Linked DNA regions of Homo sapiens: region 2 is linked to region 1. The links are chromatin loops, found by intact Hi-C in ENCODE. Cell type or tissue: Calu3. All regions are shown on one strand. Each heading gives the region's core, and the rest is flanking DNA. Links, peaks and the distances in the headings are about the cores only. Region 1 overlaps TLE1 (TLE family member 1, transcriptional corepressor). Region 2 has its middle 130 kb from the start of TLE1.

Evidence for each region. Peaks named below come from ENCODE experiments on the same cell type or tissue, not always from the same donor. Only the 100,000 strongest peaks of a DNase experiment are listed, where the experiment ranks them.
Region 2: it touches region 1 in a loop (15-fold over the local background); 3 of 110 quality-filtered maps call a loop at or near these places.

Annotation. Positions count from the first base shown.
Region 1 is chr9:81,671,970-81,688,174 of GRCh38, reverse strand. TLE1 (TLE family member 1, transcriptional corepressor) reads left to right here. Exons shown (of 20, transcript NM_005077.5): 2 at 741-841; 3 at 2,279-2,342; 4 at 2,455-2,499. Among named protein-coding and RNA genes, the nearest start is that of TLE1, 9.5 kb to the left of the region's middle. RefSeq lists enhancers at 2,973-3,880, 14,507-14,801 and a silencer at 11,787-12,081. In Calu3, for the core only: no CTCF peak of the experiment used is centred there; no DNase peak of the experiment used is centred there.
Region 2 is chr9:81,555,292-81,571,496 of GRCh38, reverse strand. No RefSeq gene overlaps it. Among named protein-coding and RNA genes, the nearest start is that of TLE1, 130 kb to the left of the region's middle. In Calu3, for the core only: no CTCF peak of the experiment used is centred there; a DNase peak (open chromatin) is centred at 8,586.

The sequences.
Region 1 (16,205 bases), core at 3,520-6,019:
GGAGGCGCTTCTCCCGGGCGGTAGGGAGACTGGTGGCTTCTGAGGCCCGGCGGACCTTCTCGCCCTCAGCGGTGTAAGGCTGGGGAGGTCTGGGGCCCTCTCTTCCTGGGGTGGGGAGTGGGCCGAAACTCTTAATTTTCTCCCTCCCTTTGGGCTCCTTCCTACTTGACGTCTATACCGAGCGGACAGGGGCGCTGGGGAAGGCTGGGGTTTCTCTCCTGCAGCCATATCCCCTCTACCTTCCCCGAGTGGGGGCAGGGCGCCCCCCCCTTTGTTTCTCCTCTCGCCTATTTACATGTCAATGCGGCCCCGGTTCCGGTGCGTCTGGAGGTGGCCCCGGCGACTCTGGGAATGGGGAGCGTAAAGGAGTTGTTTTTCTCCTCTGGTCCCCGGGGTCATTATCGCCGCCGTGGGGGAAGGGGCGGCGACACCGACAATCTGGCCTGGTCTTCCCTGGCCGCCGGGGAGCCCCCTTCCCTTTGGCCTGGTGACCCGGGCGCACTTAGCGCAATCCGCCCTGGAGACTGGGAAGAGCTTCCGAGCCTCTTTAGAAGCCGGGGCCCGGGGAGGGTCCGCTTTCCCCCTCCCCATAGTGAAGGGCAAACTCGAGTTTGGGGCCTCGTTTTCAGCCACTTCTAACTTTATGTTTATGTCCCACCCGTTCTTGCCTTCTCTGACTTACTGCTTTATTCATCCGCCCGCATTCCCGTCCCTCGGTCCCCCTCGCTGGTCGCCCCCAGACGCCGCACCAGGCTGCAGGCCAGCCCTTCAAGTTCACTATCCCGGAGTCCCTGGACCGGATTAAAGAGGAATTCCAGTTCCTGCAGGCGCAGTATCACAGGTGCGTGTCCGGCCGCGCCATGCGAGTGGTCGCGGGCGTCCCGGTGCCCCTTGCACCCAGCCGGGTGGCGGCGGCGCCTGTACTTAGTTCTTGCGTCCAGGCGGTGGCGTGTGGAGTCTCAGTTAAGACCTGTCATTCAAGTTACCCCCTTTCCTGGTTCTTCCCGGGCCGCCTCTTCTCTTGTCTCCTCCTCCTCCCATTGTTTCCCTTTTGCCGGTTTGCACTGTTCCAGGGAGTCCTTTTTCATGTCTTTAGGAGTTGCATGAGAATCGTCAATATTTGCACTTCATGTATTTATTTTTCAGCAGACTGAGCTGAAACATTGGTTCAATCGATGTCTCAGTCCTGGAGTGTGGGTTCAGGGAAGCAAAGCCATGTTGAAATCGCTGTTTGCCATACTAGAAAATTGGGTTTTCTGAGGCAAAGTCCATTAAGGAAGGCTAGATGCTTATAACATTGCCCATCATTGGTGATGGTGAGGGAGGTGGGTATAATAGTATAAAGAAGAAAGCTCACCTGCTTTGGCGTCATTTCGGATTGGTTTGGGTAGGATGAGAGAGTGGAGTCACATTTATATCCATCTCAGCCTTAGTTTCTTCAAGTAATGAGACTTACCTTCAAAGGACTTATAAATTTTTGTAAAATACTTTGCCAATAGTGAACTTCCCAGAAAGGTTAGTTTCTTTCCCTTGTTCCTATGAAGTTTTACCTGATTCTAACTCAGAAATAACTGTATTGACATTTTTTGCTTTTGTCATGCTTGAGAAAAAGCACACAGATGAGGCGAAGTGGCTTGGGTGTGAATTTTCTTACTTTGTCAGGGGCTTTCTCATTATTGACCTTTTGTCTACTTGTAGATAATATCTCTGCAGCTTGAGGCATACTTGCACACACCGTGTTTACCCAGCAGGGAGAACTTCAACCCACTTTATTGCAGTAGCTACTTGACATATTTTGGCAGGGATTTAAAAACCAAAGGTTTTGAAAGGGACCAGCAATTGTAGGAGTAACTTAACAGATAGGATTTTCAAACCTAGAGACCGTTTGAGTTGGCAAAGATGGCACAGCCTATGCCTAAGAGTGAAGATTGTGCAAGGGCCGGATTTTGGTGGAGTACAGAGAAACAAACTGATGCAGGAAGGTAGGGAGCAGATGACCATGAGGAGGAATCAGTTAGAGGTTCTGACAGATTTTTTTCATTCTTGTCATCTAACCAGATAGGCACCAAGAAGAATGGTAGCTGAATGGACACCTTGTATTGTTCACATTATTCCTTTTCCCTATTAAATGCAAGGACAAAGCTTTTGGGTGTTTACCTAGATAGTTTATGGCTTTTCCAAATTGGTCTGTGTTTTTACTTGAAGTGCAAATATGTGAGGCAGATGTTAAAACAAGTGACATAATGTTTACATTAAGTTGCCTGTTTTGTTTTCCTAGCCTTAAATTGGAATGTGAGAAACTGGCAAGTGAAAAGACAGAAATGCAGAGGCACTATGTGATGGTAGGTATCAAAGATTGGACTTTTTCCTTTTTCATATGATATTAGCAAACGTGTTAGCAGAGTGTAAAAAACATGAGTTAATGAAATGCTTGATTCTTTTTTCTCTTTACAGTATTATGAAATGTCATATGGATTAAACATTGAAATGCACAAACAGGTAAGCTTTAGTTGAACTTCAAGCTGAAATGAGACATCAGTTCATATGATTTAATAATACTGGCTTTGTTCTCAGTAGTGGGCTCTAGGGGTGGGGGTTTGTATGCTATTTTTCTGCCTTGGTTTCCTGTCCTGTGGATTGATGGTAGTATTCTGCATCAAGGGTTGCTTCTTGATAATTACAAGTGTTTAAATGACTAGGAGAGGGAGAGGTGTTTTGGAAATATAAACTAGCCTCTTTATTGACAGATAGGAATTAAGACTTGAGTTTACTTTTTCACCTGTATAGATTTATCCTCTTGAAAGGGCTGGGTATCTTCTACAGTTGCTGAAGTTTAGAATAGTTAATGTTTTTGTGCTGTTTTGCAAGGAAGTGTGGACCTGTTGGGGGGAAAGAAGGGTATTCAGGAGTTTTTTTTAATCGTGGTAATCAAGGTATATGACTATCTGTGGAGTATTCTTTATGCTTTGGGGCTGCATGAAGCAATAGTCAGGATTAGTGGCTTATTAGCAAACAAATTTTTGAAAAATTTCTCAGTTGTTGCAGGTGTGGATGTGAAAAAAGCATCTTTTTATGGCCAGAGCATATGTTGGGAGTTGCTTCAGTCCTAGTGGTTTTTAAAGCATGAAAAGATTAGTGACTGGAAAGCTCTAGCAATGACTATGAGTTTGCAAGTTCCCATAAAATTCACACTTATGGCTACTATAATGGTGTATAAAAAGAGTATTGAGCTGGAACAAGGCACTAAGGACCTCATAAGAGAAGAAAAGCTAAATGATTGCTCAGCCCAAAGGACCCTCGATTGAGTAGTCATTGTCTGCCAAAGAAAGCATTAATGGCAGGGTGTAAGTATTCTGGAGATACGCTGACATTCACTTTTTCATCAAGACGCTGGTACAATAAGTCTTTTAGAAATCGATTGCCTCTTAAAAAATTATCATCAGATGAAGTTGCACAGTTGGACACATTTCAAAGTGCAACAATACAATTCTTACTTGATGTATATGTGCTATTTCATCTCAAACCCTTGTTTCATTAAATTAAAGAGCATGGCTGACCGGCTGGGGCACAGTGGAGAAATTGATTAGTTCAGCCTTCAGATCTTCCTTATATTCAAAGACTTTCATTAAGCAAGTGTGTTTCAGAGTTGAATTCTGCTTTTGTAACTCCGCACTCTTTGATTTTTAATTCATCATAGATTTCATAATGTTAAGTTATCGTGTACATTAGATCTGTTCTCAGATTTGTGTTTGGAAAGAGATTGTGATTTTCAGGGCCTTTTATTAATAATGTAATTGGGCCTTTAAAAATGCAGATTTTACTATGATTTACAAAGTTGGTAGCCTACTTTATGTTGGGTTTGTGCCTTTGTTTTTGTGTGTTTCTCAGTGGCTAGTGCCTTATTCAGGCACTTGTAACTTCTTGATAGTAAATGGGCTAGAAGATCTGTGGCTAACATCTATCGTCATTTAAGTGAATTATGCAAATAAACTTGGCCTAGGCGGTTTAATCTTTTTTTTTTTTTTTAATTTACTCTGAAGGGCACTTTTTTTTGGATAACAGATATTATGGAAGAGTAAGAGGAGACTGAGCTTTTTCTTAAACCCATAAACTCAAAGGATTTAATAACCTCATTGACTCTTTTACAAGGGAACACCACCTCAGTGTGATGCTATATGCTGGTGCTGGGTTTATTGGAGGAGCTAAAAGAGGTGTGTAATTCTTCTGGGTTCCTGTAGGTTATGTGGCGGGATGACCTCTTCTTTATCATGTAGGGAGAAGGGGTGAAGTGGGTCAGAAGCACCATGGTGTGAGAATAGTTTTCTAATGAGTTTCTATACAGAGTGAGGCATTTGTGGCTATATACTGTCTGTCCGTGAGCCTGTATGCATTAATAATATGCTGTGTATAATTGGCTTAGCAATTTGAAAAACGTGAAAAGCTGAGAGACACCATGTTCTTCATAGTAGGGTACTGAGCCTCCTGAAATTTAGTTGATATTGGAAATGCTGACAGACCCTTAACTAGAGTGCTGTGCAAAGTAGTGCTATAATTCAGTTTAAAGTGGACTTACATTTGAAAAACATCCTTCTGAATGTCACACATTAATAATAAGTTCTGAGGAGGCATTTGGTGCAGCTAGTAATCATAATTCTTATTAAAACTGGTGACGTCTGGCCCCCAGGGTGTAGCCAAGCTCAAATTGATGCTTTTTGCCGCCTGATCACCAGCATGGCCTAAGTGCTCATTATATTGTAGAGAGGGCCTTTGGAGCTCTCATTAGATTTGACAGGAATTCTCTCTAGGGGGAAACTGGGCATTAGCGAGACTCCTGACAGGCTGAAATTATTCCTGCTTTATGGCTTATAACCAAATGCTAGCAAGGCATCATCAGGGGACACAAAAAATTGTCATTTTTGACAACATCTTTGTTACTAAAAAAAAAAAAAAAATGCAGTGATGGGGAAACTTTCCGTACAGAGAGCTTTAATGCTGTTAAGATTTGTCTCCAGTGTGACGACCGCTCTCCCTTCCCACCTTTCAACGGGTTTGTCGGAGTGAGTTCTAGAGATTTCAGTGTCAAATCTCACTGCTGACTTTCCTGTCTGGAAGTTTTAAAGTGAAAGTGCATCCAAATCAAGAATGGTATAATTGTGGTTTCCTTTCCTGGTGTGGTGCCCACAGCCCGTGTTTAGGTTGTGTCAACACTTCCTGATAAGCCTTGCCTTTACTTTCTCTGCTCCCGTTTGTGGCGGGTTACCGAAAAGGCAATGAAACAGGAATGGTAATAGATACTTAAGTCTTTCATGGTAGCACTAAGAATATTTTTTTCTTGGAGCCCTTTATAGATCCCTGTCTGCCCATCTTTATCTGTGTGGATGGTAAACTCTAGATATCTCTATACAGTAGAGGTAGACAATGTCTCATGGAAAATTGAGGCAGTTCTGATACCATCAGAGTGTTAGGGTGCATTAAAAAACAGCAAGTTGATGTGAGCCTGGTGGTTTGCCTAGCTGTGCCTAGTGTGTGTGGTGGCGTGATCTTTAAATGTTTTTGTCTGTCATATGGTTTGATATTACCTCATTTGATATTTTTGGGAACAAGATGTACTGTAAATGCACACATAAACCTTATTTTAGCCCACTCATGTTATCTTTTCAGCATGCTGATGAAGCCATGCTATAAATTGTCATTGGTGGCTTTAATTTGCACAGTAATGAACAGTTTTCAATGTGATTTGTCTTCTGTGACCTCCATAGGCATCCTCCAGAGTAGATTGGGTAGGTGTTTTGCTCTGCCTACAGCTGTGTGCACGTGTTCAGAGTCTGGGACTTGCTCAAGGCCACGCATCTATTGAAGCTTGAGTTGGGTTGCCTCCTCCAGGGTTGTCTGTGCTGCTGCTGCTGCTTTTTTTTTTTTTTTGAGATGGAATCTCGCTTTGTTCCCCAGGCTGGAGTGCAGTGGTCGATCTCTGCTTACTGCAGCCTTTGCCTCCTGGGTTCAAGCAATTCTCCTGCCTCAGCCTCCGGAGTAGCTGGGATTACAGGTGTCCGCCACCATGCCCGGCTAACTTTTTTTTTCTTTTTTTTGTAGTAGAGAGAGGGTTTCACCCATGTTCGCAGGCTGGTTTCGAACTCCTGACCTCAAGTGATCCACCCACCTTGGCCTCCCAAAGTGCTAGGATTACAGGCATGAGCTACCACACCCGGCCTGTCTGTGCTTCTTCCTATCCCCTCATGCTGCCATCAGGAAGATGAGGTGGACCATGTCTCCCTAGTGCCTGCCTCTTCAGTTCTGACTCTTTGTGCTGATGAACTTCATGATTTGTAAGACATGTCAGGACTGAATGTATGTTCTAAAAGTTAGGAGAATCAGCAGTGCCGCTGACTGGTCTTTCTGGGGAGAGGAGGGTCACAGGCCATGGGTAGATAAAACTACTGAGCAGTACTGTCCTCAGGTTAAAGTATGTTTAAGAAGAAACAAGTCAGGAATCCTGGTGGAGACCCAGTGATGGGGAGGGAGTTTGATCAGTCACTTTGTGCCTGTGTTCTGCTGAAGAATGGGCAGAGTGAGAGCACTGGGCTCTCCAGGATGGTGAAGAATTTTTTTTCTTTTTTTTTTTTGCGCGACGGAATCTCGTTCCGTCACCCAGGCTGGAGTGTGGTGGCACAGTCTCGGCTCACTGCAACCTCCGCCTCCCAGGTTCAAGCGATTCTCCTGCCTCAGCCTCCTCAGTAGTTGGGATTACAGGAGTCCACCACCATGCCTGGCTAATTTTTTATTTTTAGTAGAGATGGGGTTTCACTATATTGGCTAGGCTGGTCTCGAACTCCTGACCTCAAGTGATTCCCCCCGCCTCGGCTTCGCAAAGTGCTGGGATTACAGGCATAAACCACTGTGCCCGGCCGATGGTGAAGCATTTAAAAATAAATGAAAAGACTAGCTCTGAAAATCTGAAAGGAAGGATGATATATTCTGCAATCCTGGTTGGGAAAGGGAAAGAGCTCCATGTGATATTTCAGCAAGCAACATCTCAGGCCATGTAAATTTTGGAGTGAAACTGCTTTTACAGTTTTGATGTGTGCTTTAAAATTTCTCTTAGAAAAATGCGTTGTTCTTTAGTGGGTTTTTAAAAAAGTATTTAGATGGGACTGTTAGGGACTCACCTGTGGGATATTTCCTTAGATGTGATTCTTTTACTCTTTTGCAAATTTTACCTTAGTGTTTTTTTTGTTTTTTTTTTTTAACCCTGTGTGTTTTTGTCTACAGTTTCTCACTTTGAGATTTTTTTTCCCCCTAAGTCAACATCTCACACAGGGAAATGACTAGCTAGAGTATAGGCACTTAGAGTTAAGCTCCAGCAGGTGTTAATAATCTTGTCATACAAAGAGGGTAGCTGTCATCAAGATTGGAGTGGTCCTCAACTTCATTAGCCAGGCCTGTTCTTTGCAAGCATAAGTTAAAAGAGAGAAAGCTCTCTGCATTTAGAGCCTAGATTCCGAGGTGCAAGATTAGCCTTTGTTTCTTATCAGCAAGCAGGACTGATCTCTCACCTCTCAGTCACCTTCCCCACCCTTCAGCAGTGGGCCAGTGGCTGGTTTTTGTCCTGGACTTGCACTGGAGTAAGGCAAGGGAGTCCCTGGGCATGGATTTTAAGAAAATCACAAAACATAGTTATCATGATCAATATTTTGAAAATTCAAACGGAATGCCCCCAAAATCTTCAAGGAACAACATGTCCAAATTTTGTATTAGGGCAGGATCCAACAGGGGGAGTTGGGAATAGGGTGAGGACAGGAGGTAGAGTCAGGCCATTGCAGGGCCACAGCACCTCCCTTGCCTCCCCCTCTTTCTGCCTTTGGTTACCTGTCCTGTGGGGAGTGGCCATGAACTATAGGCTCTGACTTGGTTCCGTTGTAGTTCATTGAAGTCATTTAATTGGGGATTTCCATTCGGGACTGGGCAAGTCATGAACACGTTCCCTGGCTTCAGTTCCCCTCTCTGTATAATGAGGGTTAGACTAGACAAAAGTCTGTTTGTTCCCTCGCATGGTGGGAGCCATCCCAGCATACACCCGCAGAACCCAGCACCTCGTGCGTGCAAATTGAGGAGCGTCCTTCGCCAGAGGACTTAAGATGTTCTCCCAAATAGTGTTTATTAAGAAACAGAAAGAAAATCTGTTTCTTTAGTAAATATTTAAATAAATCATCTTGAGTGGTAGTTAAACTAAAAATATATTCAGTTACTGGCTCATGGAACCATTTTAAGTTTCCATGGATCTGAGTCTTTGCTGTTTTATTATTAAACCTTTTGTGGTCTCCAGAAGTGGATTAAAGGGGAGGAAACTGAGAAACTTACTGGCTTTCCTCAAAGCTTTGATTGATTTCGTTTCCTACCCTCTCCCCTCCCCATTGCTTATTGTTGCCTCTGATTTTTAAAAATGGAAATTCTCACAACTAGTACCTTTACTACAGGGTATTTAGTATAGTGGTTTTTAAGTAAATTTTAGACAGCTGTTTCTGTCGGTGGGCTTATTTGACAAGAATAGGCATCTGTACCTTCAAAATACTCCTCACCAGAGGATTGTTCTGTGAATACGGTGTGATGTTTTAAGTGGAACTAGGATGCGCAGGTGTGGGCAGGAGGAGAGAGGTTTTCTGATTTTTTTTCCCCGTGAGGTGTGGTTTGATCTGAAAAGTGAAATAAATTTGCACTGAAATTTTAACATAAATTAAGATATTCATGTATTGCCATTCACCTGATTTAACAAAAGTATGGTTTCTAAAATTGTTTGCAAAGGAATGATTTCAGATTTGCTGCTTGTGTTTCTTCCTGAGCAGGGTCCACAGGGGAAAAAAAAAGAAAAAAAAGTGAAGAAAAATTTTTAAAATTATTGTTTGTAGACTACCCAGTCACCGTAATATTTTTTAATGAAAATCCAGGAAGTGTTGATATATGATTTTATCAAATAACCTGTGATTTAGCAAAATTACATGTTTCATTATTTAACATTTAATTTTTTTAATGGCGATAGAGTCTTAATCTGTTACCCAGACTGGAGTATAGTAGCGCAATCTTGGTTCACTGCAGCCTCCGCCTCCTGGGTTCAGGTGATTCTCCTGCCTCAGCCTCTGGAATAGCTGGGATTACAGGCGTGCATCACCACGCCTGGTTAATTTTTTTTAAATTATTTTTTGGTAGAGATGGGGTTTCTGCATGTTGTCCAGGCTGGTCTCAAACTCCTAGCCTCAGGTGATCCACCTTCCTCAGCCTCCCAAAGTGTTGGCATTACAGGTGTGAGACACTGGTCCCAGCCCCTAATTTTTTTTTTCTTTGAGATGGAGTCTTGCTCTGTCATCCAGGCTGGAGTGCAGTGGCTCGATCTCGGCTCACTGCAACCTCTACCTCCCTGAGTAGCCGGGATTACAGGTATGTAGGTTCAAGCAGTTCCCCTGCCTCAGCCTTCCAAGTATCCGGGATTACAGGCACGTGCCACCACACTCAGCTATTTTTTGTGTTTTTAGTATAGACGGAGTTTTGCCATGTTGGCCAGGCTGGTATTGAACTTGTGGTTTCAAGTGAGCCACGTGCCTCAGCCTCCCAAAGTGCTGGAATTAACAGGCGTGAGCCACTGCTCCCAGCCCCTAAATTTTTAATAATTACTAAGTTGCAAGCCAGGCATGTGGCTCATGCCTATAATCCCAGCTCCAGAGGATCACTTGAGCCCAGGAGTTAGAGACCAGCCTGGCCAACATAGCGAGACCCTATCTCTACAATAAAAGATTTAAAAAAAATTAATTGGGCCTGGTGGTACAGACCTGTAGTACTAGCTAGTACTAGTGCTGAGTGAGGCAGGAGGATCTTTTGATCCCAGGAGTGGGGAGGTTATAGTGAGCTGTGATCACACCTCTGTACTCTAGACTGTATGACACAAGCAAGACCTTGTCTCAGAACACACAAACAATAAATTGTATTCTATTTACCTTCTTTGAAGCAATATAAAAATCATAATGGTGGGCACAATTGTTTATCCCCTCCCCTGTAAGGTCTCATAGTAGGTATAAAAAACAGCTATTTATTTTAGTTTTTCTTATAGTAGTATTTGCTGCTTAGTCATTCTTTGACCACAAAATATGTTAGCAGAAAAAGAGTAGGATACAAGTCACTTTGGGTAGAAGGAAAAAGCTGGGAGGAAAAAACAAATTCTGAAAATTCTATCCGTTGAATTAACTTTTTCATCTTCCAAATAGAGAAAAAATTAAGTATGCTAGATATACACCACTGTACGCTGGAAGGGATAGAGTTGTATATGTAGCTTGCTGATCATCCCTGAAATCTATTCCCAGTGTACTAATGGATATTCATTATCCATTAGATGAAGTGGAATCAGTCTTTGAGAATGTAGGTGTGTTTGAACTTGCGCGTCCAAATCTTGCAGTTTGTCAAACTACTGAAATACATGTACCATGAGACTGGGTTTGGTATTAGCACCATGACTGATCTAAGTAGGTTACTAGTCTATGATACTAGTCTAGGTATACGTACAACCTCTTGGTGAAAAGCTTGAGTGCGTTTACCTGAGTTGTTTACTTTTTTTTTTTTTTTTTTTTGAGATGGAGTCTCGCTCTGTTACCCAGGCTGGGGTGCAGTGGCATGATCTCAGCTCACTGCAAGCTCCGCCTCCCGGGTTCACACCATTTTCCTGCCTCAGCCTGCTGAGTAGCTGGAATTACAGGCGTCTGCCACGATGCCCGGCTAATTTTTCGTATTTTTAGTAGAGACAGGATTTCATCATGTTAGCCAGGATGGTCTCGATCTCCTGACCTCATGATCTGCCCACCTCAGCCTCCCAAAGTGCTGGGATTACAGGTGTGAGCCACTGCGCCCGGCCTGAGTTGTTTACTTTTAAATTTGTAAGGTCTTTTTTTTGGGGGGGGGAAGACGAGTCTCGTTCTGTCTCCCAGGCTGGAGTGCAGTGGCACAATCTCAGCTCACTGCAACCTCTGCCTCTGGGGTTCAAGCTATTCTCCTGCCTCAGTCCCACGAGTAGCTGGGACTACAGGCACGTGCCACCACGGACCCAGCTAATTGTTACATTTTGGTAGAGACGGGGTTTCTCCATGTTGTCCAGGCTGGTCTTGAACTCCTGGCCTCAAGTGATCCGTCCATTTTGGCCTCCCAAAGTGTTGGGATTATAGGCGTGAGCCACCATGCCCGGCCAAATTTGTAAGTTACATACATACATTGTTGTATTACACTGTTGTATACATTTAAAATAAATGAACATTTTAAACAGTGGTAAAATGAAATGTCAGCACACATTCCATTGACTTGCCCAGTGTCCCCACTGCTCAGAGACTGCTAGCCCATATGTCAAACCTGGCCGCACCCTGGGAACTCCAGCCCTGGAAAGGGAGCATCTTTAAGATAGCAGATGTAAATTGTCTTCAGGGTCTTGGGATTACATCCATCCTATCCTGCATGTGTGTTCTTTTAAATTTTGACTTCCCCCTGTGATGACCTCTTTGTCCCTCATAGCCTGCTGTGTCTACCCCTGAGTACTTTCCCTTCCTGTCTTGGCCACTGCTTCTTTCTCTTCCTGCATTTCCTTTTATCCTGCCAAATAGGCCTCTTCTTGCTGAAAGTATGTTTTGAGTTTTCCTGTTTTCTTTATAAAAAGTCCAGGCTTTTGTATCAACCTTCAGATGGCCTTCCTCAGTCTCCTTCAAGTCCCAGTTCAAACACCACCACCTGTTTACTTCAAGGCGGCCTGGGACTACCCAGTGGCAGGCTGTCACAGCACTTGTTTTGCTCAGTGTCCTGTAATAATGGTTTTTCATGTGCTTCTTTCCTTGCTCCGACTAGGTTGCAGTCTGCTTGAAGCTGAGTTAGGGACTTCCATCTACCCTTCCCGATGAGTTATCCAGAGTAGGCATTGATTATATTGTGTTTTGGGTACTCCTTATGTGTAGTGGTAGTTGTATCCATTTTGGACCCTGAACGTTTGAAAATCAGGTGAAAGCTACTTTGCAAGAAAAGTTTGTACATGTTTTTACACACAAATACCCAGGATAGCTTTGCCCAACGATTTTGGCTGTTTGTGTGCATCTCAAGATCCTTCAACAAGTCCATGGAATTCAGATTAAAAACTCGAATCAAGAAAACTAGTGTGGGTCGGCCTGGTGTGGTGGCTCACGCCCGTAATCCCAGCACTTTGGGAGGCTGAGGCGGGCGGATCACGAGGTCAGGAGATCGAGACCATCCTGGCCAACATGGTGAAACCCCGTCTCTGCTGAAAATACGAAAATTAGCTGGGCGTGGTGGCAGGCACCTGTCATCCCAGCTACTCGGGAGGCTGAGGCAGGAAAATCACTTGAACCAGGGGGTTGGAGGTTGTGGTGAGCTGAGATCATGCCACTGCACTCCAGCCTGGCGACAGAGCGAGACTCCGTCTCAAAAAAAAAAACAAAAAAAAACTAGTGTGAGTCCTTATGCTAAAATTAAAAATGAAATCTTTTCAGTTCTAATAACCTTATCTAACCAGTTTTGCTCAGTTTTTCTTTTGGAAGAGTGATCTGTAGTCAGTAACCACTGAGAGTTCTTAGTGAGGAGTTTTATTGTAGTAATATGTTTGGGTTTGGACTAAAAAAGAGAGATAAACAAAACTAGCATGTTGCTGGGGCCTAGGTTTGGTGTGAATTGAGCATGTGCAGGCATTACTGTCCCTGGAACTGCAGCTGCCAATAGAGTGTAGATGAATTGCATGACAAGCTTCTCTCAAGGCATTAAACTTGACTTGTCACCAGATTTCTTAGTAATAATGAGTATAACCACTGATTATTTACTTAGTCTTTACATAGTGTCTTCCATTCTCCCAAACATTTTATTATGAAAAATTTCAAATTACAGAATAAAAGAGAAATACACAGCAATACCCATATTATACCCACCTGTATGATACCTGGAGTCTATAAATTAACATTTTGTAATATCTATCTGTCATATATCTTCCATAGGCTCCTCCTTCCCCCAAAATCAAGAAATAAATTAATAATATGGGGAATTTGGAAGGACTTGATAGAGGATCAGGCCTTTCTTTAGCTACCGACCTTGGCTTAGACTGATAACATGAAGCAGGGATTTCCATGTACTTTTTTTAAAATTTATTTTTTGATTTTTTTCAGTAGAGATGAGGTCTCACTATGTTGTCCAGGATGGTCTCGAATTCCTGGACTCAAGTGATCCTCCCACCTCAGCCTCCCAAAGGGCTGGGATTACAGGTGTGAGCCACCACACCTGGCGTCCATGTACATTTTAAGAATTCTGTCTTCACCTGTTTTTATAGGGTTTTCCTCCTAGACTTGCCCTTTGTACTTTTGGCGTGGTTGTATTAGGTGATCCACCATTACACGGTTTTTAGGTGATTTCTTTCTCAACTGTCACTTGAGATTTTATTTAACGCAGAAAAGCTGGACTCCCCTTACAAAGTCCTCCTCTCTTTGTTCTGACCCCTCAATGAAACTTGACTTATACTTTACCTTTAAGATGTAACCAGTATATTTGCTGGGGGAAATATTGTTAGCAACGATAGGTAAGAAAATAGAAATAATTTTGCAAAAGGACTCTGATTTTGAACTTTGTGTGTATGGAATTGTCGTGATGGAGATTTTCAGTTGGCCTCAGGGACCTTGGGTGGTAAGGGGGTAAGGACCAGAAACAAAACCTCATTGAGGACCCCAGTGTGTGGAACCAGGCCCTTCAATGCTGTGGCCTTCCGGTTGCTCCTCAGGAGCATAGTCTTTGTTTCCTCTTGGTGCCCTCTTGATGCCTTGAGCAAACAGCTGGTCAGAGCTTCTTATAAGTACAGTGGCCAGCCAGTGTATTGACACGCACAGACACAATAGAAAACTGCATTAGAAGGCAAGCCATTGGGATTTGCAGTAAATGTATTACAGAACACAAGTGACTTGCTGATACTGCTTGTTTAGCAGTTTGCAAGGGCAATGGCAGTATGGATTTTTGAATTAGAAGGGAAGGGCTGTTCTTTCTCTGTGTGGGAACATCTAGTTGATGGCTGGGGAGAAAATTGATTTAGAGAACAAAATGCAGCCACCGTTATTTGTGCCATTTGAAAGGCCTCTATGGATTAGTGAGTGAAAATAAAAAGGTTGCTTTCGGTTTAGGAAAGAGGGTCTTAACATTGATCTGCGTCTTGGTCTGGTATGGAGAGAATAAAGGATGGACCACCAGATGGAGAAAGGGCATCCAGGCCCCATGCAGCCTGCAGATACAGGTACACACTCCATTCTCACATAGTTGTCTTTCTCAGCTCTTTGGCTTTCAGAAGTCGGCTTTTTGGGTTTATTATTACAGTAAGCTTTTCCAATGACAACATTAGAGTTGTCATAGCCCCCATCCGTGGAGCTCCCATGTGCCCTAGGAATTGGTCCGCCAGAAGCCGCCCCCTCCCCGTGTCAACCTTCCCAGCCTCCCTTTGTGTGGATACTAATTATTCCACCTTGAAAAAGAGAAAACAGGTGAGTGGGATTAGGGGATGACAGTAGCACCTACCCCATAGGGTAATTACCAAGATTAAGTGAGTTACCAAATGCAGGAGCAGTTGCGTAGTTTCCTGGCATGGGGGCGCTCTGAGGGATAGCTGTGATCTAAATAGCAGTCCCTTTAAAACTCTACCCCTGCTCTTGGACTTCTAGGCCATGCTTCACTGATACTTCCGTTTTGTTTTTGCAAACCCAGCTTCCTTCCTACCTCTGAACTGATTTTCCCATTACCGTGTTTTATTTCTTTCCTTCTAAGATCATAAGCATTTATCTTTAGGCTTAAAAGGAGAAAAAAAAAAAAGGACTTGTTGGCAGTCTGTTTTTTTTTTTTTTTTTTTTTTAAATGAAGTCTCGCTCTTGTCCCCCAGGCTGGAGTGCAATGGCGCAATCTTGGTTCACTGCAACCTCCACCTCCCAGGTTCAAGCGATTCTGTTGCCTCAGCCTCCCGAGTAGCTGGGATTACAGGCGTGCACCACCATGCCCAGCTGATTTTTGTATTTTTAGTAGAGTCGGGATTTCACCATGTTGGCCAGGCTGGTCACAAACTCCTGACCTCAAGTAATCTGCCTCCCTCAGCCTCCCAAAGTGCTGGGATTACAGGCGTGAGCCACCGCGTCCGGCCTTGTTGGCAGTCTTTATTGTCTAAGTAAAATGTCTTACTTTGGCCAAACAGCAGAATGTGTCCTTGGAAGGCAATAGCTTTAAGTAATGTAACTATCAGTAAGAATAAAGTTGTGTTGAGTTTTTTCATTTAAAGGGATGGAAGAACAACAAAGGATTTGGTTCATTCTATCAAAGTAAGTTTTGGCAGAATAAGGACTAGGAGGTATATTTCAGAGTTTTTCTTTCGAATGTAACATGGAAAATTTGTCATTTTGAAAACAAGCAGGGTATGGAATTAGAGGGTCAAGTTGTTGCTTGGTTACAGAAAGAAAAAATTTCATTTTGATGAGGGATATGTACACCTGTGGGGAGTGTGTGCATGTAGTTTTCTTTTTGCTCTGTAAAGTACTGTGCAAAAGTTGTGAGTAGAGTAGTTGTGGTGCTGTCTTTCTTCGTCTACTCCATGGGCTTGAGATTTTTGTTGACAGTCAAGGTTCACAGCTGCTGCTGATGTACTAATATTTGGGGAAGCAAAAAAAAAAAAAATTGTTGGGAGGCTGAGGCGGGACAATCACTTGAACCTGGGAGGCGGAGGTTGCAGTGAGCCAAGATCGCACCATCACACTCCAGCCTGGGCAAAAAGAGTGAAACTCCATCTCAAATAATAATAATAATAATAATAATAATTTATTGCAGGGGAGAAAGGCAGAGCCATTGGGATTGGTCAAACTGGAAGTTTAGGCTGTTTACTCTTAATCCCAAGCACAATGCAGTAGAAACTTCTTGTGTGTCTTTGTAAGTATTTGAGATAAAGCAGGGCACAGTTCAGACAAGTTGTGCCAGTACCTGCTCTCAAACAAGCTCCAAAGTTGGCCGCCTTCTGATCTGGGTGTGCTGAGAAGCTCCGCGTTCATGGCTCTTTCTGCTTAGCTTGAGAAGTGGCCCTGACACCCTGAGGATCTGTAGGGGAAGCACTAGGTTCTTGACAACCCCCTAGCCTGCCAGTTGGCCTGGGTCCCAGAACTTTTTCCATTTGTAAG
Region 2 (16,205 bases), core at 7,625-10,124, 120 kb after region 1:
TGGGATCACACCACTGCACCCCAGCCTGGGCAACAAGAGCAAAACTCCATTTCAAAAAAGAAAAAGGAAAAAAAGTACTGAATGGATTTTGTTGCTGATCTTTCTTTCCACTCCTGGGAGCAGGAAAACATTAAGATAAATCACCAGTTAGCTAATACTATCACAAGCTAAAAAAATATTAAACTGATCACTTTCCCTTTTCCTTCCCCTTCTGCTTCTATCTTTACTCAACTGGTAAACGGGGCTAGGATTGACTGAAGTCCTTGATGCATGTGTGATTTCTTTATTTTGGTGGGGAGATACACAAATGTGTGAAATAAACCTTTGATTTGATTTGAACAGAAATTTCGTTGTGTTGTGGTAAATGTGATCCTTTATTTTGGCAACTGACAGCTGTTCAAAAGCAGGTTATTAAGTGGCTTGCCTCGCGTAATTGTGAGAACTTTGGGAATAGCTTCTTGATACAGTCACAAAAATATCAGTGACTATCCTGCCAGAATGGGAAATTTTTCTCCCAGCCTTTCTGTAGGCTGTTTTCACAAGATTCAATTGTCACTATTGTTTACATTGAGAATTCTGGTTTATGGCTATTTCTACTTTAAGAATTACAATTCTGTAATTTGCTAGTAATTGAAATCTTTTTTTTTTTTTTTTTGAGACAGGGTCTTGCTCTGTTGCCCAGGCTGGAGTGCAGTGGTGCAATTATAGCTTACTGCGGTCTTGAACTCCTGGGCTCAAGCGATCCTCCTGCCTCAGCAATTGAAATTTTTAAAGTCATTTGGACCAACTCTTCAATGATTCTATACTGTGAGGAAAATCAGAAGACTGTACATAAAACTACAATTGATGAAAACATTGGAGCAAATCCTAAAGTCAGTACTGAATTATACTTTATTTTATTGAACTTTAAATAGAAAACAACCACAGTGACATGTAATCATCTGGAAGAGAGGCTGCCTGGTGCACTTTTTATTGAATTATAATGTTATTTTAATCACCAGTAGAATCTCAGAGCAAATGTGTATCCTCACTGCACTGCATAACAAGGAAAGCAAGAGAAACTGCCTTTTTTTCTCGCCCAAGTAGAAAATCTTTTCTCCATCCGGGATTCATCTGCTCTACCTGAAAGCACAAGGCTTGACTTTTAAAAATGCAACCTTCGAAATGTTAGAAGTGAATATAAAGCTATGGACAGGCCGCAAATAACAAATTTGCTGAGCTGGACAAAATAGGCAACAATGTGCTTTTATTAATAAAATAGGTGAAAGGTAAAGGTAAAAGGATATTTCAATTATATAAAAAGCAGTTACATCATTGAACATTTAGTATGTACAAATAACTCTGGTAGGCACTATTTCATAATAGTAATTACTATGATTAACATTTTTCCAGCACTTACTATATGTCAGGCACTTTCCTAAGTACTTTACTTGAGATATTTTCAAAAATTAGAAGAAATGGTTTCTGCCCTGAAGGAGCTAAATCAAGAGCCAGGATTAGAGTGAGGTGAGGAAGGCATTGGCCTTAGGCTCAAAATTTAAAGTGGTGCCAAAAAATGCAGTGACCAATATATTTTACTGCAATATTAAAAATATAAAAATTAGTTCAAAATATGTATGAGGATGTGGAGCAATAGGAACTCTCATTTTTTGCTGGTGAGAATGCAAAGTACAGCCACTTTGGAAGACAGTTTGTTGGTTTCTTACAACTAAACAAACTCTTACCAGAGGATCCAGCAATCTCACTCCTTGGTGTTTACCCAAATGAACTGAAAACTTATGTTCACACCAAAACCTACACACGGATGTTTATAGCAGCTTTACTATAATTGCCCAAACTTGGAAACTACCAAGATATCCTACAGTAAGTGAGTAGATGTGATGCTTTATTTTGTGTGTCAACTTGACTGGTCCATAGGGTGTCCAGATATTTGATTGAGCATTATTCTGGCTGTGTCTGTGAAGGTGCTTCTGGATGGGAAGAACATTTTATTTGGTAGACTGAGCAAAGTAGATTGTTCTCCCTAATGTGGGTGGACTTCATCCAAACTGTTGATGGCCCGAATAGAACAAAAAGGCTAAGAGAGAATTTGCTTTGTCTATCATTGAGTTGAAACATGAGTCTTTTCTGCCTTTGGACTTGGTCTCAGACTGGAACTTAACATCATAGGCTCTCTGCATTCTCAGGCTTCTGGACTTGGACTGGATCTGTACCATCAGCCCTCCTGTGCTGGGTTTCTGCTTGCCAACCTCAGACCTTCAGATTTCTCAGCTTCTATAACTGCATGAGCCAGTTCCTTATCATCAGTCCATTTCCCTGTACCTTCTGTACCTACCTATATACATATATACGTACATACACACATATATATACACATGTATATATATATCCTATTGGATAACCCAGCCTAATATAGTAGATAAACTGGAACATCCAGACAAAGGAATATTATTCAGTACTAACAAGAAACAAGCTATCAAGTCACAAAAAGACATGGAGGAAATTGATATATTACTAGCCTAAGAAGCCAATCTGAAAAGGATACATGTTGCATGATTCCAGCTATAGACGTACTGGAAAAGGAAAAACTATAGAGACAGTAAATAAGTCAGTGGTTGCCAGGGCTTAGAGGGGAGGGAGGAATGAATAGGCAAAGCACTAAGGATTTTTAGGGCAGTGAAATATTCTGTGTGCTACCATAATGGTGGATATGTGTTATTATACATTTGTCCAAACCCACAGAATGCACACCAGCATAAGTGAACCCTAATGTAAATGATGGACTTTGAATGGTGATGATGTGACAATGTAGGTTCCCTGATTGTAATAAACGCACCACTCTGGTGTGGGATGTTGATAGTGGGGAAGGCTGTGCATGTGTGGAGACGGGGCGTGCACAGGAACTCGCTGTATGTTCCACTCAATACTGCTGTGAATCCAAAAACTCTTGTTAAAAAATCTCATATCTCAGATTGTGTTTCATGGATGAACACAGTATGAACATGTAGAATAAAGACTGTGCAACTCTGCATTTGCACACAGCCTCACTCGCCTAATGCTAATCTTGGCCCTGTTGGAGGCTGTCTTTACTTAAAACTTTCATACTGTGTTCATCATGGATCTTTTTTGCATTAACTTTGATTTTTAAAATATTGCATTAAAATAGTACTTATTTTGATTACAGGGTTTTCTGGTGTTTCCTTAAATTTTGTGCACATGACAAATGCCTTAGTCACCTCACCCTGGTCCTAGTCCTGAGTATGGTAGATGTCACACACACGATTAATTATAAAATAAGGTAATAAATTATGCATTGCATGAAGGTAACTTTTATCATCTCCAAAGAGGTGTGAAACATGATCCACCAGAGGCATAGGAAGAAAAAAACAGGTATAATATACATAAATATATAATTAATATAATTTATAATAATATAAAATATATAGTTATATAAAATCTGTAATAAATAATAAAATAAGGCTTCCTACTATTTAATAGCAGGTTTGATGATATAACCCCTACCTGATCCATATGTCAGCAGGACACATATCACATTCAGTTCACAAGGTATCTCGAGGGATGGCAGGGATGGTGAAGAGGGATTGACACTGTTGTTCTATTAGCAAATTATGATGTGTTGCAGATTCCATGTTCAGGTAAAGCAGATTTCTGTATTAGCCTGTCCAATTTTAAGCAACGCTTACCAATTTTATAGGTGGTTTAGAAACCCTCCAGCGATGGAGCTGGAGGTTGAATAAGATAATAGTAATCATGCAAACATAAGGCAATCAAAAATGCCTATGCTGACACTTTTCCATTTTGGAATACTTGAAACTCTTCATCAGCCAAATTATGAGGTTCAAAAAAAAATGAGGTTTTCATTAGGCCTAACAAGTTTTTCCTGAAGAAAAATTCAAAATTATCAAGAAGACGATTTGTAAAAAAGGGTTTACATCTATTCTGACAAAGGATGTACTTCAACCTAATTTGTTGGATTCTTTCGTTGAATGATCAGCAGTGGGTAGAAATTCTTTGCCTCCTCTGCCACCATCTCACTACCAGATGAGGGAATCGATCAATATAATAATGGCTTTCATGGGTCATTCTTTCCTGTGGCCATGCCTCTTTGCAATGTGATGTTGCTGCTAGTCCTAACAAGAGACAGAGTCTATTTCTCCGCCCCTGTTGAATCTGGGCTGGCCTGTAACTCACTTTGACCAAGGGCATATGTCAGAAGTGATGTTGAGCTAGTCCTCTAGAGGCTATTTAGCTTCCACTCTCATGCCCTTGGAAGCCTGAGATCATCATGCTGTGACAAAGCTTAGCACTGTCTCCTGGGGAAGCATTAACAGAGGTGCCCCCATCGACAGCTGGCACCAACAGCCAGACATGGGATTCAGGACAGTCCCAGCACTTTGGGAGGCCAAGGCAGGCGAATCACGAGGTCAGGAGTTCAAGACCAGCCTGGCCAACATGGTGAAACCCCATCTCTACTAAAAATACAAAGATTAGCTGGGTGTGGTGGTGGGTGCCTGTAATCCCAGCTACTTGGGAGACTGAGGCAGGAGAATCGTTTGAACCCGGGAGGCAGTGGCTGCAGCGAACTGAGATTGCGCCACTGCATTCCAGCCTGGGCGGCAGGGTGAGGCTCCATCTAAAAAAAAAAAAAAGGACCCAGATTGCCAACCAACAGAATCATGAAACATAATAAATCATCGCTTCAAGCCATTGGGTTTGGGGGTGGTCAATAGCAGCAGATAAGTGAAACAGGTTAAAAATGGAAGCTGGTCTCAGACAGAATTCTTTCACGTGTAGAGACTTGTAAGAAAACAGGTTCAAAAGCATCATACAACCTTTTTTCTAGGCTTGGTGCAGCCCCTGTTCTCTGTCCTTTTGGGCGTTCAGAACAGCCCCCTGCGGGGAAGAATCAGCAAGTCTTCCAGCTAGATCAGGCAGCAGAGTCCTCTGTGAATGGGGCCATTCAGGACCACATGGAGTTCTGTAACTGGGGTACCGCTTGGAAGGTGTTGGACTGCAGGGCGGTGGTGCATGCATAATCATTTTAGCCAACTATACACCTTGAAAACATTTTCCCAATGTAAAGCCTAAATCTAACATCCATATGCTAATTTAGGAGCCTTCTGGTGCTGATTTAGAGGTTGCTATTTGGAGCATTTGCAGAATCTGGAGAATGGACTCATGTTTAGGATTCTTCACTTCCTAATCATCTGCCCCTAGAGTGGGGATTCCTGAGGAGGGCTTGTACTAACTCACAGCAACCAAGGAGATTGACATTAACTAGCACATACATGTGGATCACTGATTTTATTTGTTTCCTCCCTTTCTCCAGGCAGCAGCCTCAAAGGTAAGTGTAACATGGTCCTATACAAGGCTGGTGAATGGAAAGAGGATAGGAAGTCTCCAAGACAGACAAGCAGAGCTGGTGATGGAGGACGGAAGGGTGCTGGGGTCCCACCATGGAGAAGCCAGGCGAAAGCAAGAAGGCCTTGTGTCACTTTTGACTTCCATCCATCCAGTATTTTAAAATCAGATTTCCCAGTGTTCTGCAGTTCATGGCACTTACAAAAAAGGAAAATATTCATAAAATACTACAAGGAAGACAGAGGCTGCCAGTACTGTGGATCACTGAGGGGATCTTGTGGTTTCCCCAGGGTGCCTCAAGGCAACAATGGGATGTTTTGTATATTTGTTTAAAAAAAAAAGCCCTTCTGTATAACTTATATATTTAATTAAAGTAAATGAAAGTTGACAGTTTCAATAAAATGTAGGAAAAATTCAATACCCCTTGAGATCACTGGGAACACCCTAGGCAGAGCACAGCCAGGGGTAAGTCTCTGCACTCAATCATATTTAACCACAAAAAAACTCAGTAGGAATAAGCAGAAGAGTGAGAGGAAGGAGACAAGTCTAAATCAATGGCAATTTAAAGTTATATATTTTAGAAACAAAAGATTGCTTTACTACTTCCATAAACTTTACAAGTTAGACACTAAGGTATAAGTAGTAATTTCATAGGTTAAATGAGAAGAGTTAACGAACTACAATTCCCAAGTAAACAGAAGTCTCCCAAATTGCCACATCTGCTGTCTCGAGCTAGTTGGGTCAAAGTACAATTTAGTCACATGGGTAATGATGGGAACCTCATGTATTGAGTGACTGCTGTGTTCCAGAGACTTCCGCATCCTACCTCATTCCCTTCAGCATATTTCAGCTCATGTAGCTGTCCTATCTCCCACCTTAAAACCAAAAACCAAAACCTAAAACCCAAAGCCCCAAACAAAAACCAAATCAAAACTAAGTTTTCTTAACTCCACGTTCCCCTCCCCTCCCCCCTCCCCCCTCCCCAGGTACTGCCCCATTTGTTTTCTCACAACATCAGTTCTTTTCAGAATTATTCCACACTGCTTGTCTCCACGTCTTCGTTTCCCGGCTTCAATTCAACACACTCATCAGGCTTTTAATCCCAAGCACGCCATGGAAACTGCTCTTGACAAGGTCTGCAAAGCACTCCTTGCCAAATCCGTTGGCCAATTCTTTATGTTCTTCTTGTTCAACCTCTCAGCAGCATTTAGAACAGTGGATGACTCTGTCCTTCTAAAAACGCTCTCTTTTCTTGGCTTTGGAGACACCAAACCCTTCCAGCTCCCTTCCCGCCTCCCTGGATTCTGGCTTCTCCTCACTGGCATTCTCCTGTTTCTTTACTACTCTCCAGCTGCACTTGCCTGCTTTCTGTTTCTGAAGCATGCCAAGCTTGTGCCTCCTGCCCAGTGCCTTTGCACAAGCTGTTCCCTCTGTCTGGTTGCCACATGGAGGTTCTTTTGCATCGTTCAGCTCAAATATCATGACCACATAGAGTCCCTGGCCTCATTATCTGAAATCACAGCCCCATCCCACCCCGTTGCCTGCTTGTTTTATTTTTTTTTATACATGTATTTCTGTCTTAAATCCCTATTTGTGGACTTGCTTACTGTTTGTTGTCTTCCTCAGGAATGCAAACTCCTTGAGAGCAAAAGCAATGTCTGTGGCTACCTGAAGATACCCACTACGACAGCCAGCCTCCAAACTGACCTCCAGTTATCCTTGCCTCCTGCTATTCACGCTCTCGTGCAGTCCTTTCCTACCTCGCACTGGGGCTAACCTATGTGAGCAATAGAATACTAAACAAAGTGACAGCCTCAGACTTTCTGCCTTGGCCTCTTGGATTGCTTCCTTTTGGGGAAGCCAGTTGCCATTTTGTGAGGTCACTCAAGCAGCCATCAGTGGAGAGGAACTCAAGCCTTTGCTTGACTTTAGCCTGCCAATATCTGGCTGCAACCTCATCAGAGACCCCAAGCCAAGCCAGAACTGCCAGCCACATGTGTCCTGAATTCCTGATCCACAGAAACCATGAGAAATAATAAATGAGTATTGTCACTTTAAGCCATTAAGTTTTTTGGTGGTTTGTTATGCAGCATTAGGTATTCACAGAAATGCCTATATTCAGTTGAAAAGGATGCTCGAACTAGAAAATGAATTCCTGCATGTCACTTCATATTTGACTTCAACATGAATCCACATAATACCCATCAGCCTATCGAGAAGTATTTGTTGAGCAAATGCCATGTGGCAAACACTGTGCTAAGCTGGAAATACAGAGCTACACAAGGTATGGCCCCTGCTCTCAAGCAGCTCTTGATGTCATTTCTAAGACAAGACAATAGCTATTTGGGAGATAAATATGACTGTTGAAAAGTTAACAACATAAAATAGAAATTTAAGGGATGGTGATTTCAGAGGAAGGTAAGAGACCTTAGGGTTCGGTTAGCATAAAACATTTTTATTGTAGAGATGGGCATGGACCTACACGAAAACACAGATCTAGAATATTTGCAGTTCTCAAACTTTAGAATGCATCAGAACACCTGGAGAGCTTAAAAGTCAGATTTCTGGACCCTATTCCCAGAGTTTCTGATTCAGTTGGACTGGAGTGGAGGTCTAAGAATTTGCATTTGTAACAAGCTCCCAGATGTACTGATGATGCTGGTGTAAGGGCTACCCTTTGAGAAACCACATACCTCTAGATGCCTGCCACTCAGCGTGGTTCACACACCAGCAGCAGAAATGTCTCCTGGAACCTTGTTAGAAATGTAGACTCTCAGACCCCCACCTTATGCCTACTAAATCAGATTCTGCAAGTTAACAAGGTCCCCAGGTGTCTCACATACACAGGGAAGCTTGAGAAATCCTGCTGCAGAGGGTAGATGGGTTATGCTCCCTTTAGCAAGCTGGGCAAGAGCTGGATTTGCTGGGCACATCTGAGGTCAGGTATGACTTGTGTGTATGTGAGAATTTTTCTCGATGGTCACCCCGTTTGGGTTTCATTGATTTTCTCAGGCAGACCTTTTTTTGTTTTGTTTTGTAACTCATTGATTTTTGCGGCAGACTGAGTCCTCCTCATCAGTTCTCTGCAGGTAATTTCAATTCATTTTGATTCACTTCCTCACCGCCTTGGCATTTCTCCACCCGCACTTGGCAGTACCACTAATTGTGCTTGCCCGTGAGTGACTGGATATGACACAACTGTGGAAAACTGCAAAAGGTCAAGGGGTTACTGCCTTGTGCAAAAGCAGAGAGGCCTGCATGCCTTTTGGAAAGCCAGGAAATTTGAACCAGGGCCAGGCACAGGAGCCCCGTGATGTTCATGCTTTTCACCAAGTAAGAAGCAGGTGACAAAATGAACATGGCTGTGGCAATGCTTTGAACACAGCTGAAAAATTCTATGCTTGCTCAAGGCGAATGGGCTGTTTTCCACTGGTGATTATGAGATAGATATGGTGACATCAACTGCTCTAATGTTCAGCCCAAGGAATTTTATCTTATGTCTTTTGTGCTCACATGAAGGCCAAGCCACTCCCAGGGACAGAGGAGGCCATTGTGTCTGCTCTGTCATGTCAGGACACAGGGAAAGCCCCATTCCTCACATCTCCCTGTCTAAAAATTTCCTTGCTTTCTTCTCTGTTTTGTGGGTTTTCAAATTTTATCCCGTCAATTGAAATCACACGTTAGCCACGCTCTTCTGGGAGTAACAAGCTGCTAATGTTCCCCCTTTCATTCAACTGCCATTCAGCAAACATTCTCTGTCTTTGGACAGACAAAGACGATTAAGACAATGCCTTTTTTCAAGGGGGAGGAAACACGCTTACTTTCAAAAACTGCAAATCAGTGTGCTATGTATTGTATAAATACTGCTAAATTTATACAATCATTCAGTTCTCTTAGGCAGAGGTTCCCAAACTTTCTCTGTTCACGGTACCCAGTGATGTTTTCATGGCACTCCAAACCTAAAGAAAATATCTACAGTTCTGCTTTTTTTTTTTTTTTTTTTTTTTTTTTGAGACAGAGAGACAGAGTCTTGCTCTGTCTCCCAGGCTGGAGTGCAGTGGTATGATCTCAGCTCACTGCAACCTCTGCCTCTTGGGTTCAAGCAATTCTCCTCCTTCAGCCTCCTGAGTAACTGGGACTACAGGTGCACACCACCACGCCCAGCTAATTTTTGTATTTTTAGTAGAGACAGGGTTTCACCATGTTGGCCAGGCTGGTATTGAACTCCTGGCCTCAAGTGATCCTCCCCTCTCGACCTCCCAAAGTGCTGGGATTATAGGCGTGAGCCACCATGCCTGGCCCAGTTCTGCTTATTAAGTAATTAGGGTAAAACAACTTAATAGTACCTGCGCCCTATATATTACTTAGTAAACATTTAAATAAATACACATAAATCGGAAGAAAAAAAATTTTTTAGATGACCACACTTACTAATGAGATTGTGTACGCTAGTTGAGAACACTACGGCTTCTCAAATTATGGAAGCACCACCAACCCTCACTTTCTGTTTCATATTGAATTTTGTGACCTCATGTTAAAACTGAACTAGTTGAGGCTAGCAGTTTGTACAGTGTCTGGCAGTTGTTAAGTACCTCTGTGTTTCTCTTGAGAATTTAAAATATCTCATGGTATCTCTATGAGTTTGCTGGGGAACCACAGGGAACCATGAGGTCTTATGTAAATACTGAAAAAATAGGCAACTCGAAAAATCCTGGAGCCGTGTATTAGTCCATTTTCATGCTGCTGATAAAGACATACCTGAGACTGGGCAATTTACAAAAGAAAGAGGTTTAGTGGGACTCACAGTTCCACGTGGCTGGGGAAGCCTTACAGTCACGGCGGAATACAAGGAGGGGCAAGTCCTCTCTTACATGGATGGCAGCAGGCAAAGAGAGAATGAGGAAGACGCAAAAGTGGAAACCCCTGATAAAACCATCAGATCTCGTGAGACCTACTCACTACCATGAGAACAGTAAGGGAGAAACTGCCCCCATGATTCAATTACCTCCCACCGGGTCCCTCCCACAACACGTGGGAATTATGGGAGTATAATTCAAGATGAGATGTGGGTGGGGACACGGAGCCAAACCACATCAAGTGCATATTGCTCAGTCTCCTCAAGGACTCAAATTTATTAAAGTGCATTCCAATGAACAAATGTTAAAAATGAGGTCCATTTTTTTTCTGATGTTATTTAGATTCATTATCCCATTATCTAATTCATTTTTTTAACCCATTTTAAGGTCTCTGATACTGTAAATAGTTTTGTTGGTTTAGAATTATTTCTGTCATAAGTTTATTTATTATAATATACATACAGTAAAAAGAGCAAGGGTGCTTCGAGCAAGTGTCTTCTTGCTGGGTTTTTACATAGGTATACACTATTGCTGTGTGGGCTGGATAATTCTTTGTTGTGGGGGACTGTCCTGTGCAATACAGGATGTTTAGCAGCCTCCCTGGCCTCCACCCTCTGGGTACCAGCGGCATACCCACCCAGTTGTGACAGCCAAAAATATCTTCAGACATTGCCAAATGTCTGCAGGGGCAAAATCACCCCCAGTTGATTTTATATCATGTCTGCAGGGGCAAAATCACCCCCAGGTGGTTACCTGTTCTATACCATGTAACCACCACCCTCAGGTTGCCAGATTTAACAAACAAAAATGCAAGACAGCCAGGTACATTTGATGTCAGATAAACAACAAATAATTTTTTGTATTAATGTGTCCCAAATATTTAACTGGGCATCCTGTATTTTATCTGGCACGCCTACACCTCCCAGATCAAGATAGAGAACATTTCCAGAACCACAGAGGGCTCCTTTGTGCCCCTTCTCAGTCAGTCAATACCCACACCCCAGGGCCAACCACCATTTTGAATGAAGTCAACTTTTATGTTTTTGTGAAATCCACAGCAACACTTCCCAACAACCCCTTTCTCTGTTGCTCAGTTTTTTTCTCCCCTGAAGGGCCTCAAAACCTCTCCCATGCTAAACTTAAAGAATCTCTTAGACCCGACTCCTGTACCTTTTCAGTTTCCCTCCCCCTCCTCACTCCCTGTGACCCATTCACCTTCTTGTTTTGCTCTTTCTGCCCTGCTACTTCTCTTCACAGAAATAAGAAACTGAGAACCAATCCCGCAAGCAGTTATCATTCCACATTCCTGTTGCCTGTCTCATACTCTTCCTGCCACACATTTTCTGGATTCTGCATGACCACAAACTCAGAGCTAGGCTGACAAAGCCTTCTCTGTAGGGAGGAGAGGGATCTGGAGGGCAAATCTGCAAGAAGTAAACGGCAGGCAGTCTTCGCCAGTCCATCCAGTGGCTGTCAGGGTTGATGTAATCTCTGGATCCTTGTAGCATCTCCCCCACCTCAGTCCCTTTAGGCCTTTCTCCTGGCATCTAACTGGGGGACAAGACTGAAGGATATGGCTTCAGGATCCCTCATTCCGGGAACAGGAACAAATCGCAAGCCTCCTCTTTGTGTTGGTGTCTCTCTACCACACACTCTCATTGCATAGCATTTACGCACACACTGAATTACCTTGTTTTTTTGTTCGTACAAAAGTGTCATGTCAGTCACATTTTAGAGGTAATTAAGGGAACAATTTGGGTAGGGCTGAATTTGCAGAAATCAAGTGAATGTTGCTGAGAGTCGCTGTCATGAACTAGGTAAGGTTTTGACACCAAAAGTAAGCCACGACCTTTGCTTGAGTGGGTGTGAGTCAGGGAAGTTTCTAGAGGAGGTAATGCTTGAACTAAGATTTTGGCCTCAGATTTTGCTAAATAGTTGTGACTGAGCAAGTGTGTTCTAGATTAAGAAGATTTAGAAGAAAGGTAATCATGTCAGTCTGGGTTCTGGGACAAGAAGAGAGAGAAGCAGGGTTGATGTCTGGGCAGAGCTGGGTTGAATAGGGTGAGGATCCAGGAGGAGTAAAGTTGGGAACTTTCACATTTTCTGTGGGTCACAGGGAATCATCATTTTAGACCGTTCACCCTAGTGGTTCTGTGGAGAGGGAAGAGTCAAGAGATTTGTAATTTAGGTCAAGGGGCCAATCATTCACCCCTTAGTGTGAATTTCTATACACCTATCAATTCTGTCCAAAGCTCTAGATGGCATTGGCAGTAAGGAGAGAGGGTTTTACTGAGGCAGTGAGAAGACAGTAAGACGTTTTGAGGCAGTGGATCCTGTGAGGGAGTTCAGGCTTGGCGGAGGGCTGTGCCTCACTGCAGAAGGGCTATCTCCAGTGGTTTTCTGTGACTGAACACATGAAGTTGGGACAGGGAGGCACACGGGGGATTAAAGAAAGAGTGGAAAGGACACAGATGGCCCATGTCACAAGTCTGCCTGGAGTAGGTATCAGCCACATGAATGGATATGCCAGTAGGGGATTGTCAAGTGCTCTCAGAACCCAGGGTTACAGGTGTGACACCTCCGGAACATTTGTTCTTGTATTTATCAACGTGGCCAAGAATGAGTACGAGATTAAGAGAACAAATAGTTTGAAGATTAAGTAATCATGCATTCTGTCTTGGCAGTCTCTGTAGTGCCTCGTTTGATCAGTTTAGTAGAAGCAAGAGACAGTAGTTTACAATTGCAGAGCATGAAAGCTGTTCTCCCAGAAAGGTCTGAGTTCCTGGTAAAGGAATAATGAGCTCACAGGCTGGAAAGGTCACAAGCAAAGTTAACCCATAGCATGGAAAACTAAAAAATGACTTGTTACATCCCTTGTCATGGGCCTAATTTGTTTAAAATCAAATCCATCTGTTCATTTCACACCCTTTGTTCCACTTCCTTGCTGCAATCCACAGTGGATTACTCCATTACTTTAAAACTGGCTGCACTTACAATAAGCTAATAACTTATTTTGTGGTTAACTGCGTCAAGATATTCTGGAACACAACCAACATTCATTCTCTCTCTGTCTCTCAGTCTCTCTCTCCCTCTCTGCCCCTTTGAAGAAAGAACTTCTTAGTGCAGCACATTGACCAGGAAAATCCTTTAAGTCTCCTTCAAAAAATGTTGTGTTTACAGGCTCTGATGAGAGGCAGGTAGGAGAAGAGGTTTGTGTCGCTCTCTAGCCTTTCCTCTCACCACTCGAATAACCTGCTGCAAAGGCTTATTTGTCTCCCATGGGCCATACATTACAAAAGACTTCTTGGCTCAATTGATTCCATTTATGATCTCCAAATCTTAATTTCAAATGAAGCTTGCTCCTTTTCAGGAAAGAATTATCTTCTATGTAATAAACCAGAGTCCCCTGAGGCATTCATTTGAGATGCATCAATTCCCTTAAGGTCCCCTAACCCATTAAAATATGTACAGTATTTCTGGTTAACTAATGGATCACTGGAAAAAATGGGATTGCATGTAAGATATAATTCAAAGAAATGCACTTGGGGTTGTTGGCCAATCCATTCATAGGAACATTTGCTGATTGGGAAAATATTTAATTTTTTTGGCTTAATCTTTTGCCAGACCACACAAACTAGTGGAGGTTGTTATTTCTGATTTGTTGGACCCAATTCTGAAGACAGAGCAGCAATGGAATTTGTGATTTTGTCACTGCTCCTGATGAAGAAATGACTGGCTGGCATTTAAACACAGTTGGAGTTGTACAATCCATGGATATTGCCATTTTTTTTTTTCTTGTTGAGTGCAAGTTATGGCTAGATGTTATCATGTATTCACTCCTGCCTTGTTCTGAAGGGCCAAACATTTTGGAAATATTGTATTTATGAAATTGGATATTAAAATGGCAAGTGATTTAAGCTGAGGAGTGGGTGTTGAAAGATCCCAGCACACACGCTTGTAGTAATTTTACATTTTTCATTACTGTGGTAATTAAAAAATTCCTTAGGGCTGAATTATAGTAAAATTTTAAGTATCCTTATACTAAGCATAAACTAATTTTCTTTCCCACTGGACAGTGTTAAGTAGGAAATATTTTTAATTCTATCTCATTTATTCATATCATGAAAAATTGCAAACCTTGCTAATTTTATTCAATATCATTTCTTTCTAAATATTCTTAGATTTAGTAACTGATATGCATTTAGTATTAAAGGGTAAGCATAACTGAAAGTTCTTTTTTTTTGTCTCATCATGACCTCTACAAGTTCACTCCTAGTTCTTTTTTTAAATTTTATTGTATTTATTTTTATTTTTATTTTTATTTTTTTTGAGACGGAGTCTTGCTCTGTCGCCCAGGCTGGAAGGCAGTGGTGTGATCTCGGCTCACCGCAAGCTCCGCCTCCCGGGTTCACGCCATTCTCCTGCCTCAGCCTCCTGAGTAGCTGGGACTACAGGTGCCCGCCACCACGCCCAGCTAATTTTTTGTATTTTTTAGTAGAGACGGGGTTTCACCGTGTTAGCCAGGGTGGTGTTGATCTTCTGACCTCGTGGTCCGCCTGCCTTGGCCTCCCAAAGTGCTGGGATTCCAGGCATGAGCCACTGCACCCGGCTGTTCATTCCTAGTTCTTACATGCCCTGAGAAAAGTTATAGAGTCTGCACTTCTTGTTATCTAAGTTTATGAAGGTCATGAAAATGTGTCCATAAGTTTTTCTTTTAATTTTGAGATTGAGGAATATATGAAATGCTATGTGACCTTGGACAAGTCCTTAACTTGTCTTTATCTTTGAAGGAAATTTAATGAGCCAAATTCTCCCTGACCTAATTCCTGTTCTTGAAGTAACAAGTAAAACACTCAGAGATGCCCTCTGACTCTTTCAAGGCAAAAGGATGCCATTTTGTATATTATTTCCAATGGTATTAACTATAGGGTTCACTTTTCTGTTACTTATGGAAAGAGAAGTGAATGTAGCATATAAGGCATAGTACAGAATCTGATTCAAAACCATTTTATCTAGAAATGACAAGAAGGAACTGACTGCATCCATTCATGGAGCAAGAATATTCTATCATGGCTCACCCATTTGGAAGTTATGCCCAAGAGGCATGCAATGCCAGAGAAAGGGAAGAGGGAGAACAAAGAGAAAACACTATACCTCAGTGCTTAGGCTGATTCCATGTGATACCTGAGACCTGGGGGAAGCTTTGCACTTCATATATTAGGGGGTGGCTTAAGCAGGGGGAGCAGAGCATCCGTTGCCAACCTGGGAGATGGAGGAGGAGGATGATGAACAGAATAGGAAGAGGAAGAGTAGAAGGAGGAGAGGAAGGAGGGGCTTTCTGTAAGTGTACCCTGTATAAGGTGCTCTGCCAGTGCTGGTCATAATGGCTGAGGTTAGTAAGCATTACCCTCTTCATAAGCGCTGCTTCCATGGTGCTACATAAGCACTACCTCCTGTAATCCACCTGCACTGTAACAGACAAGGAAACAAAGCCACAACTAGTTCACTTGGCTAAATGCCCATAGCTGGTAAGATTTAAAGTGGGTCTTTAAATTGAGGGCTCATTCCTATGCTTTTTCTACAGTGTGTCATTGCCATTCTTAGAGATTCATTATGAGGTATACATTTGGTGTCCGTTCCATTCCTCTCACCCCATACCTATCCCAGGGGTTTTCAACCTAGCTATGTGGCAGAATCCGCCAGGAGATGCCAGGAGTCTTTCCTGAGACCTATTCAATTGGAACCTCCTCAAGTGAGGGGCAAATGGATAGTGACTGGTTTATACCAGAAAGTATTAGCATTTTAGCTAAGGGCTTCTTCATTCTACTTAGTCAGTCAGTGTTTATGTAGGATTATTAGGGGCCTAGCCCTGGACACTTTGAGATTAAAAACATTCTGTCTTCAAGACTCATGATCATCAAAATAAGTTTTCAGGATAGGAATAAGTATGGATGATGAAGCTTCAGA